Regions from separate parts of the Mus musculus genome. Here regions 2 and 3 are each linked to region 1. Evidence: chromatin loops called from intact Hi-C (ENCODE). Cell type or tissue: gastrocnemius. All regions are shown on one strand. Region 1 overlaps Amotl1 (angiomotin-like 1). Region 2 has its middle 8.6 kb from the start of Gm7607. Region 3 holds the start of Gm7607 (predicted gene 7607).

The links. Peaks named below come from ENCODE experiments on the same cell type or tissue, not always from the same donor. Only the 100,000 strongest peaks of a DNase experiment are listed, where the experiment ranks them.
Region 2: a loop joins it to region 1, with 3 times the contacts of the local background. A loop is called at or near these places in 5 of 42 quality-filtered maps.
Region 3: it touches region 1 in a loop (3-fold over the local background); 2 of 42 quality-filtered maps call a loop at or near these places.

Annotation. Positions count from the first base shown.
Region 1 is chr9:14,595,343-14,597,842 of GRCm38, reverse strand. Amotl1 (angiomotin-like 1) reads left to right here. Exons shown (of 13, transcript NM_001081395.1): 2 at 1,243-1,392. Among named protein-coding and RNA genes, the nearest start is that of Amotl1, 18 kb to the left of the region's middle. In gastrocnemius, no CTCF peak of the experiment used is centred here; a DNase peak (open chromatin) is centred at 1,201; H3K4me3 peaks cover 763 bases; H3K27ac peaks cover 2,500 bases.
Region 2 is chr9:14,653,185-14,655,684 of GRCm38, reverse strand. It overlaps a transcript of Amotl1 not described here. Among named protein-coding and RNA genes, the nearest start is that of Gm7607, 8.6 kb to the left of the region's middle. In gastrocnemius, a CTCF peak has its summit at 1,479 (motif pointing right); no DNase peak of the experiment used is centred here; H3K27ac peaks cover 2,140 bases.
Region 3 is chr9:14,661,446-14,663,945 of GRCm38, reverse strand. It overlaps Gm7607 (predicted gene 7607), which reads right to left and starts at 924. Exons shown (of 2, transcript NR_152172.1): 1 at 746-924. It also overlaps a transcript of Amotl1 not described here. In gastrocnemius, no CTCF peak of the experiment used is centred here; no DNase peak of the experiment used is centred here; H3K4me3 peaks cover 2,500 bases; H3K27ac peaks cover 2,500 bases.

The DNA of each region.
Region 1 (2,500 bases):
GCTAGTGCATGCTGCCTTAGGAGTGTAGTTTTAGGCTGATCTTGGTACAATATGTCTTTCATGTTTGGTGTGTAATCATCTCTAAAGTGAGAGTCCCAATTAGAATTATTTTATTTGAAACTTACAAGGTAAGCATTTCAGCAGTGGAAATCATAATTTTATCTTTATGGGTCAGACGTGCCTACGATATGGTGAGCACATACAAATGGTATCTCACCTGAGGCACAATGACTCAGGGAGAGGGGCGATAGTCCTATCTTTGGCCCTTGGTGTCATGAGATGCTAGTAGCTCTGGTCTTGTGCAAAACTTAGGAAGAAATTTCAGATGCCTGGTTTGAAGCCATTTCTGAAAATTGTTCTTTTATTTTCAAATGGAATTATCTTTAAGGCAAGGGTCTTAATAAATAATAACAAGACTCTCCAGAGTAAATTGAGAACAACAACAACAAAAAGCAGAGCTTTAATCTTGGCATCCACACAGAGGTATATCAGACAGAACAGGAAGGGAACGTGGCTGGATCGGCCGGAGTTCCCACAATTGACAAATGTGCTGTCAGTGTCCCTGAAGTGGGGTCTCATGGTTGGTGGCTGTGGGTCTAAGAGTAGCCTCAAGTGTAACTTGAAAAAGAAGTGCACTAGTGTGTGTGTGTGTGTGTGTGTGTGTGTGTGTGTGTGTGTGTGTGCGCACTCTCGCGTGCACGTGTGTGTAGCAGAGAAGGGAGCTTGAGTGGCCATGAACTTGGCTAAGGCCCAGGCCCAGGTCACTGGTTCTACTGCAACGTGAGACTCAGAAGCCTCTCAGGGAGCCAGAGCACACTGTGTCTCAGCCTGGGACATTCTCTTGCTGACACATGGCCCGGCAAAGTGGCCACCCCTTCTTCTATCCTATATTTTTGGAGAGACAGCTGTTCTTCTCACTTTTCTTTTTCTGGCCTGCTCCATTCCTGTGTTTCTGCCCTCTACCTTGACCATTGCAAACCTCACGCCTCTCAGAGCTCCACAGAAGAAGACTGTGGGTGCTGTCCCTGGGTGACAGTTTTGCGCCTCCCCTCAGTGGCTGTTGGAAGCTTGTGGGTCAGCATGGTGGGTGGCTGGATTTGTGACAGTTCTGGGAAGTAGCTTTGGAATTTTATGAATGAAATAGGCAGAGTCACACTACAAGTTGCCATGTGGGGGGCATGAGTCACACAGGAAGGGGGCACGTGATTGGCACTAACACACACATCATTCTCTTTCTGCCAGCTCCTCCTCCCATCTGCTACAGCCCCAGCAGTCCTGTGCAGATTCTAGAAGACCCCGCCTACTTCTACCCAGACTTGCAGCTCTATTCTGGGAGGCATGAAGCATCTACTTTGACAGTGGAGGCAAGTGGAGGCCTAAGGGGGAAAAGCGGTAAGTCCTTGCACGTTGGGAGCACAGAGGGTCAGACCTTCTCGTTTTCGTCTCTTCTGCATTAAGTAATCCCCGTGCCTGTGACTTTAGTTTCTACCACTTTCATTACCGAAGGTCAATGGCAATTTGGAAGTATTAATTGAAAAGCACTAGAAGTAAACGGTTCATAAGTCTTAAATACAGTCACAGCTATATGCTGTCAGATCAGGTCTATGTTACTATTGGCTGCTACTGACAATCATATGTGTAATTTATGTTAACTTTATAAAGGTGTATGCTACACACACGGGGTGGGGGTGGAGAAACACACACACACACACACACACACACACACACACATACACACACGCTGCCTTGGCACTGTCCTTGTACATACAGACTTGGCACTCACTGTCCTTGGCTTCAGGATTCCACATTGGGTCTTGGAATGTATCCTTGAGTTGGATCCCAGAATGTAAAGAAGCTGAACACATGGTTGTCACCCCAGCACTGGTGAGGTGGAGAGAGGCAGGTCTCTGGGACTTGCTGGTCTAGTCATTGATCCCCAGGTCCCAGTAAGAGACTGTGCCTCAAAAGCACAAGGTGACCTTCTTCCCCAACCTCAGGGGTCAGAGAACCTTGTGGAAGAGAGAGCAGAAAGAATGTGAGAGCTGGAGAGGAGCAGGAGTCTTGTGAGATGCTGATTTTCTCACATGGCTGCTGCACACTTGAACTCATAGCAGCCGAGGACATGCAGAAGACCAAGGTGACAAGATCTGCCAGGGTCCCAGCTGGGCTGGCGGCACTGGATCCAGTGGGTTATAAAACGGGCTCAAAAATGAAAGGAAAGATGAAAAAAGGAAGGAGGGAGGAAGAGGGTGGTGGTAAAAGGGTATGAATGGACAGTGCCTGAGAAACTAGGAGTGGGCAGTAAATAGGTAGGCTCAAAATACATCATTTACATGTATGGCATTGTCAAAGAACAAATAAAGAGTATTCTATTAGGAGAACTAAGGTGGACGACTCCTGAGGAACAACATCTGAGGTTGTGGCCTCCACACATATATGATACCCACACAAACATGCATGTTCACCCTTCCCACAGTAGAAAGGACTATTTTGCTCCACT
Region 2 (2,500 bases), 58 kb before region 1:
TTGTGTTGATGTGAAACTAAACTCAAATAAGCACTAAGAAGTGGGGCAAACTGTGCTCACACTATGTACATGTGCAGTTCTGGGACAGGCCTTTTATTCACCGAGGTCGAGCTGCTTAGCTCCTTCCACATAAGAGGATATAAAGAGCCTATCCTAGCCATGACCCTGAGAAATCACACCAAAAATTGACAATGGGGTATTCCCACACTGTGACTGGCATCAGAAGGTACGGTAGATTCTTTATTTGGAGAGCCGCTTTGTTCTAACAACGTGGCTGGAAGCCTGGTCTCAAAGGAGGTTGAAGAGCTCACCTAGTGGGTTTACTCTCCACCAAAGACTCCTCCCTGAAGGGGCTAGACCTCTACTGTGGGTAGCTGTTTCCCTCTCTGCTCCACTCTGCGCGTCTCTCCTGATGTCTTCTTCATCCTGACTGATCCTGTCTCTATATTCTTGGCTTACCTCTGATTGGGTGAGATTTTCAGCACTGGGTGACAGTCTTACTCAGGGTTTCTATTCCTGTACCAACACCATGACCAAGAAGCAGTTGGGATGGAAAGGGTTTATTCAGCTTACACTTCCATACTGCTGTTCATCACCAAGGAAGTCAGGACTGGAACTCAAGCAGGTCAGGAAGCAGGAGCTGATGCAGAAGCCATGGAGGGATGTTCTTTACTGGCTTGCTTCCCCTGGCTTGCTCAGCCTGCTCTCTTATAGAATCCAAGACTACCAGTCCAGGGATGGCACCACCCACAATGGGCCCTCTCACCTTGATCACTAATTGAGACCATAACTTACAGCTGGATCTTGTGGAGGTATTTCCTCAAGGGAGGCTCCTTTCTCTGTGGTAGGTTCAGCTTGTGTCAAGTTGATACACAAAACCGGTCAGTACAGTGATTATAGGAATAAATCCATTTTTCGAATGTATGTGGCCCTATGGTTGGCAGGGCCCGAGGGATGATGGGAGCAGGAGAAACAGAATGATCAAGCCACCATGTGATTGAATGAAGAAAGTGAGCAGAGAGGTGGGCTTCCTTCGTGTGGATAGAACTTGTGCCATGCGTAGCCAATTAAAGCCATGCATTAAATCAGCACTCAGTGCATGAGCTGGAGTACGGAACTTCCCAGTGCTGGGGGAAGTCTGGGATTCGTCTCCAAAGTCCTGTTCTGACTGCAAGAATCTAGACTTCTCAGAGGTCTCCTCAGCAGGAAAGGGCGGGGTGAGAGTGTTCATTTTTCCCTTAATTTTGAATATTGGCTTTGTGTAGCTATTATAATTCAGTCCACTGTGACGTGAAAATGTACAGGGGGCTGTGAAAAATGAGATGTGAAAACATAAGGCATTTATATTAACAATGCCTTTTTTAATATGATAAGTTGTTTTGTTTTTAAAGATTCATTTATTTATTAAGTACACGGTATTTATTTATTAAGTACATGGTATTGCCTGCATTTATGCCTGCAAGCCAGGAGAGGGCACTAGTCCTCATTACAGGTGGTTGTGAGCCACCATATGGTTGCTGGCAATTGAACTCATGACCTCTGGAAGAGCAGACAGTGCTCTTAACCTCTGAGCCATCTCTCCAGCCCAACAATGTCTTATATTAACAGCATATAATAGTACTATCTTGACTATGTAGAGTAAATAAATTATATTACTAAAATTAGGAGACAGGGGAGATCGCTTAGTGTTTAGAGAGCTGGCTGTGCAAGCATGAGGACCAGAACACACAGAAAATGATGAGTGTTGTGGCAGCCTGTTTGTGATTGCAGCCTCTGATGGATTCAGGGATCTTCAGAGCAAGCTGGCTAGAGAGGCGAGCCACATTTGCAAGCTCTGGGTTAGGTGGAGAGACTTTCTTCTGACCACCATTGACCTCCATGCGCAGGTACACACAAGGGCACTTGCACCTACACACATGTGAACATACATATGCACACATGAACACCATATTAATACATGGAAATGGAAAAAGAAAATAAAAAACATTTCACCTGTAATTGAGAGATTAAATTAAAATTTAAAAGTAATTTAAAAATTACTTTAATTTAATTTTTTAAAAATGAGTAGACTCAAGTTGAATGCTTGGTTCTCTCCAAATTCAAAGTCCTTTGGCAAAGATCTAGCCCTCCTGGTGGTTGAATTTAAAGGTGGGGCCTTGGGGAGGGGATAGATTCATATGAGGTCATGGGTGGGATGCTCATGATAATGAGGGTTCTTGCAAGAAAAGGAAGAGAGATGGAGGCTTCCTGTCTCTCTCCACCTTGTGAGACACAGGGAGTGAGTGGCAAAGGGCCTTCTTTGTGACATGTAACCAATCAGTTGGCACCTTTCTCTAGTATTCCTCATCCTCCAGAGCTGCTAGACACAAATGGCTGTAGTTTAAACCACTCCGTTATATTCAGTCGCGATTGCTAAAGTATGCAACGATTAGAGAATTCAAAATTATTTAAGGACCTTATAGGGCTGTTTTGGATGGTAACTTACTTTTTCCCCTCCAAC
Region 3 (2,500 bases), 66 kb before region 1:
GATTCTAATACAATATTTGATTAGACAGGGATATTTTCTTGTTTTATTTTTTCTGCAGTGAAACTTGGCACTGAGAGATCCCAAAGGCTCAGAATAGCTCAGCAAGAAATTGAATCCATGTCCAGTGACCTAGATTCTCCTTAAATTCCCATGACATAGAGGGATGGGTGAAGGGCAGGCAGCTGCTTAGCTCAACCCTCTGTTCTACTTTCAAGAGGGGGGTACAGCCATCACTACTCAGCACCCCAACTAGAACATGGAGTTGTCATGGAGAGGTGGTTCCTGGACCACTGAGTAACTGATGTGACTCCCATGTTAGAAACCCGATGGCTGCACCCTCTGTTTAATACACAAAACCAAAACCTCCTTATGTAAATGTCCTTTCCCAGTCTTTCTGGTAGAACATGGACGTGCTTAGGACTGATTTGCCAATATGGCAGATGAGCCCCCACACAGTTGGGTGAATGTTAGAAAATGAAACCCAGTCGCCTTCCTTAGACAGGCCTCTTTGCTTACATGAATACTTTCCCTCTGCGAAGTTCAGTCACCAGCTCACGAGTGACCTTTCTGAGAACTCCTTAGCGAGACAATTGTTCCAAACTTCTCACCCACCTTCCCCTCCCCACCATTTTCCTAGGGATGTTCGCCTCTCACGTGGCTAACTACCTGTTTTCTTTCCCTAGAGTGCTGGTTTTTTTAGAGTTGGATTCTTGGGAGATAATGACCTGGCTCAAAGATTACTTACTGTGCCTGGCTTTCTTCCCTTTGAGCAGCAGAGGCGACTGATTGGTGCTTCAGGACCTTGAGAGGATCCAAAACAACAGAGCCCTGGGATTCCAGAGCTCCACCTTGTGAGGGCTGAGCGTGTCTGGGCAATGCTTGTGGCTCTGGATGGAGTCATCACGGATGAGGCAGACTTGGCTCAGTCAGGGAGCACTCGCTGCTCTTTTTAAACTCCACGGCACCAGGAATGAAGTCACCTTTTAAAACTAGCTGACTTAGTTGTGAGTCGCTGTCACTGCTGTTAGAACTTAGTGGGTTTTTTTCCTACGCCTGGGCACCAGAACCTTTTCTCAGGTAAGCACGTTTTCATTAAGTAAATTCCCACCTAGGGACATTGTGTTCAGGTGACTTTGGAGGACATCCCTGGAGGTATTGGAGTAAGGTCAGGAGACGCTGATTTGGGTTGGGGGAGGGACGCCCTTGGTCCTCACCTGAAAGGGTAGCAGGCCCTAGCTGGATGATTCAACTCTGAGCATGAGGTGTGGACAGGGGTCTGTGAGCGAGCGGGGCTGGGTTTAGGTGCCGCTCACAAGTTGTGCGTTAACTGATGAGGTAGCTAGAAGCGGCCTGTGTTGGGCTGGCATCCTCCATCCTCTGTACCTTTTGACCACTGGTTTTGTGTTTGAGTCAACCCTTATAGATCTGGGGTACAGAAGGACAGAGGCTCTGTGGCAAGCCTTGGTTTGTTCTTTAGCTGGCTTGAATGCTTTCCTTCTTTCTCAGGCACGTAGCAGGAGACAAAGGGGCCCAGGATCCCTGCCCCAACACGCAGGTACCTCTCATAAACAACGGCTGTGCTGCTGCTCTCGGGCAGAAATGAGCAAACACATCCTAGAGCCTGTTCATGCAAGTTCTTCTAAGGAAATAGGCACGGGAGGAGGTGTGAGTGTGTGTATGTGTGTGTGTGCGCGCGTGCGCACCCTGTGACTCCAAACACCAAACACCATAGAGTTCTCCCTGCCACTCTGTCTCTGAGTTACACTATCACTGACTGACTCACAGAGATCTTACTATCTTGGGAACCTTAGGAAGGTTTGATAAAAGCATTTCAATTATCACAGAGATTATCTAATGAATTGATTTTGGAAAAAGAGCTGAGCCACTACCACGGGAATACCGAGAGTGAGACTTTTCACCTCTTGACATAGGACTCCCTCTTTTACAAGCACTTGCAACAATCTTGAATGACATCAATACCAGCTTTCTAAAATTATTATTTTATTTTTCAAACAAGATTTTGCTATGTAACACTGCTTACCCTGAAGTTTACTAAGTACCACAGATTTGCCTCAGATTCACAGAGAGCCTTCTGCCTCATCCTTCTGGGAGCTGGGGCTATTTTTTATTTTGTGATGGTATCATTAATTTGCCCAAACTTGTTTCAAATTTACTGTAACCCAGATAGGATCCTCCTGTGTCAGCTTCCGAAGTTGCTGGGGTTACAGGCTATTTGCCCTGGCCTCACTTATGGTACAGGCTTGGCCTGGTCCTGGCCATGTGGACTTCTTTTGACTCATTTTCCCTGTTCTCGATGGAAATAAGGCCAGAGCCTTATCTTACTGGGACAAAGAAGTAAATGCACTTGTAGAAGACCCAACACTGGGCAGTTAAGAACTGCTAGCTATTTTTCTCCTTTCCTTTTCTCTGAAGGTCTGTAAGCTCTCACTATAACACAGCTCTCTCTCTCTCTCTCTCTCTCTCTCTCTCTCTCTCTCTC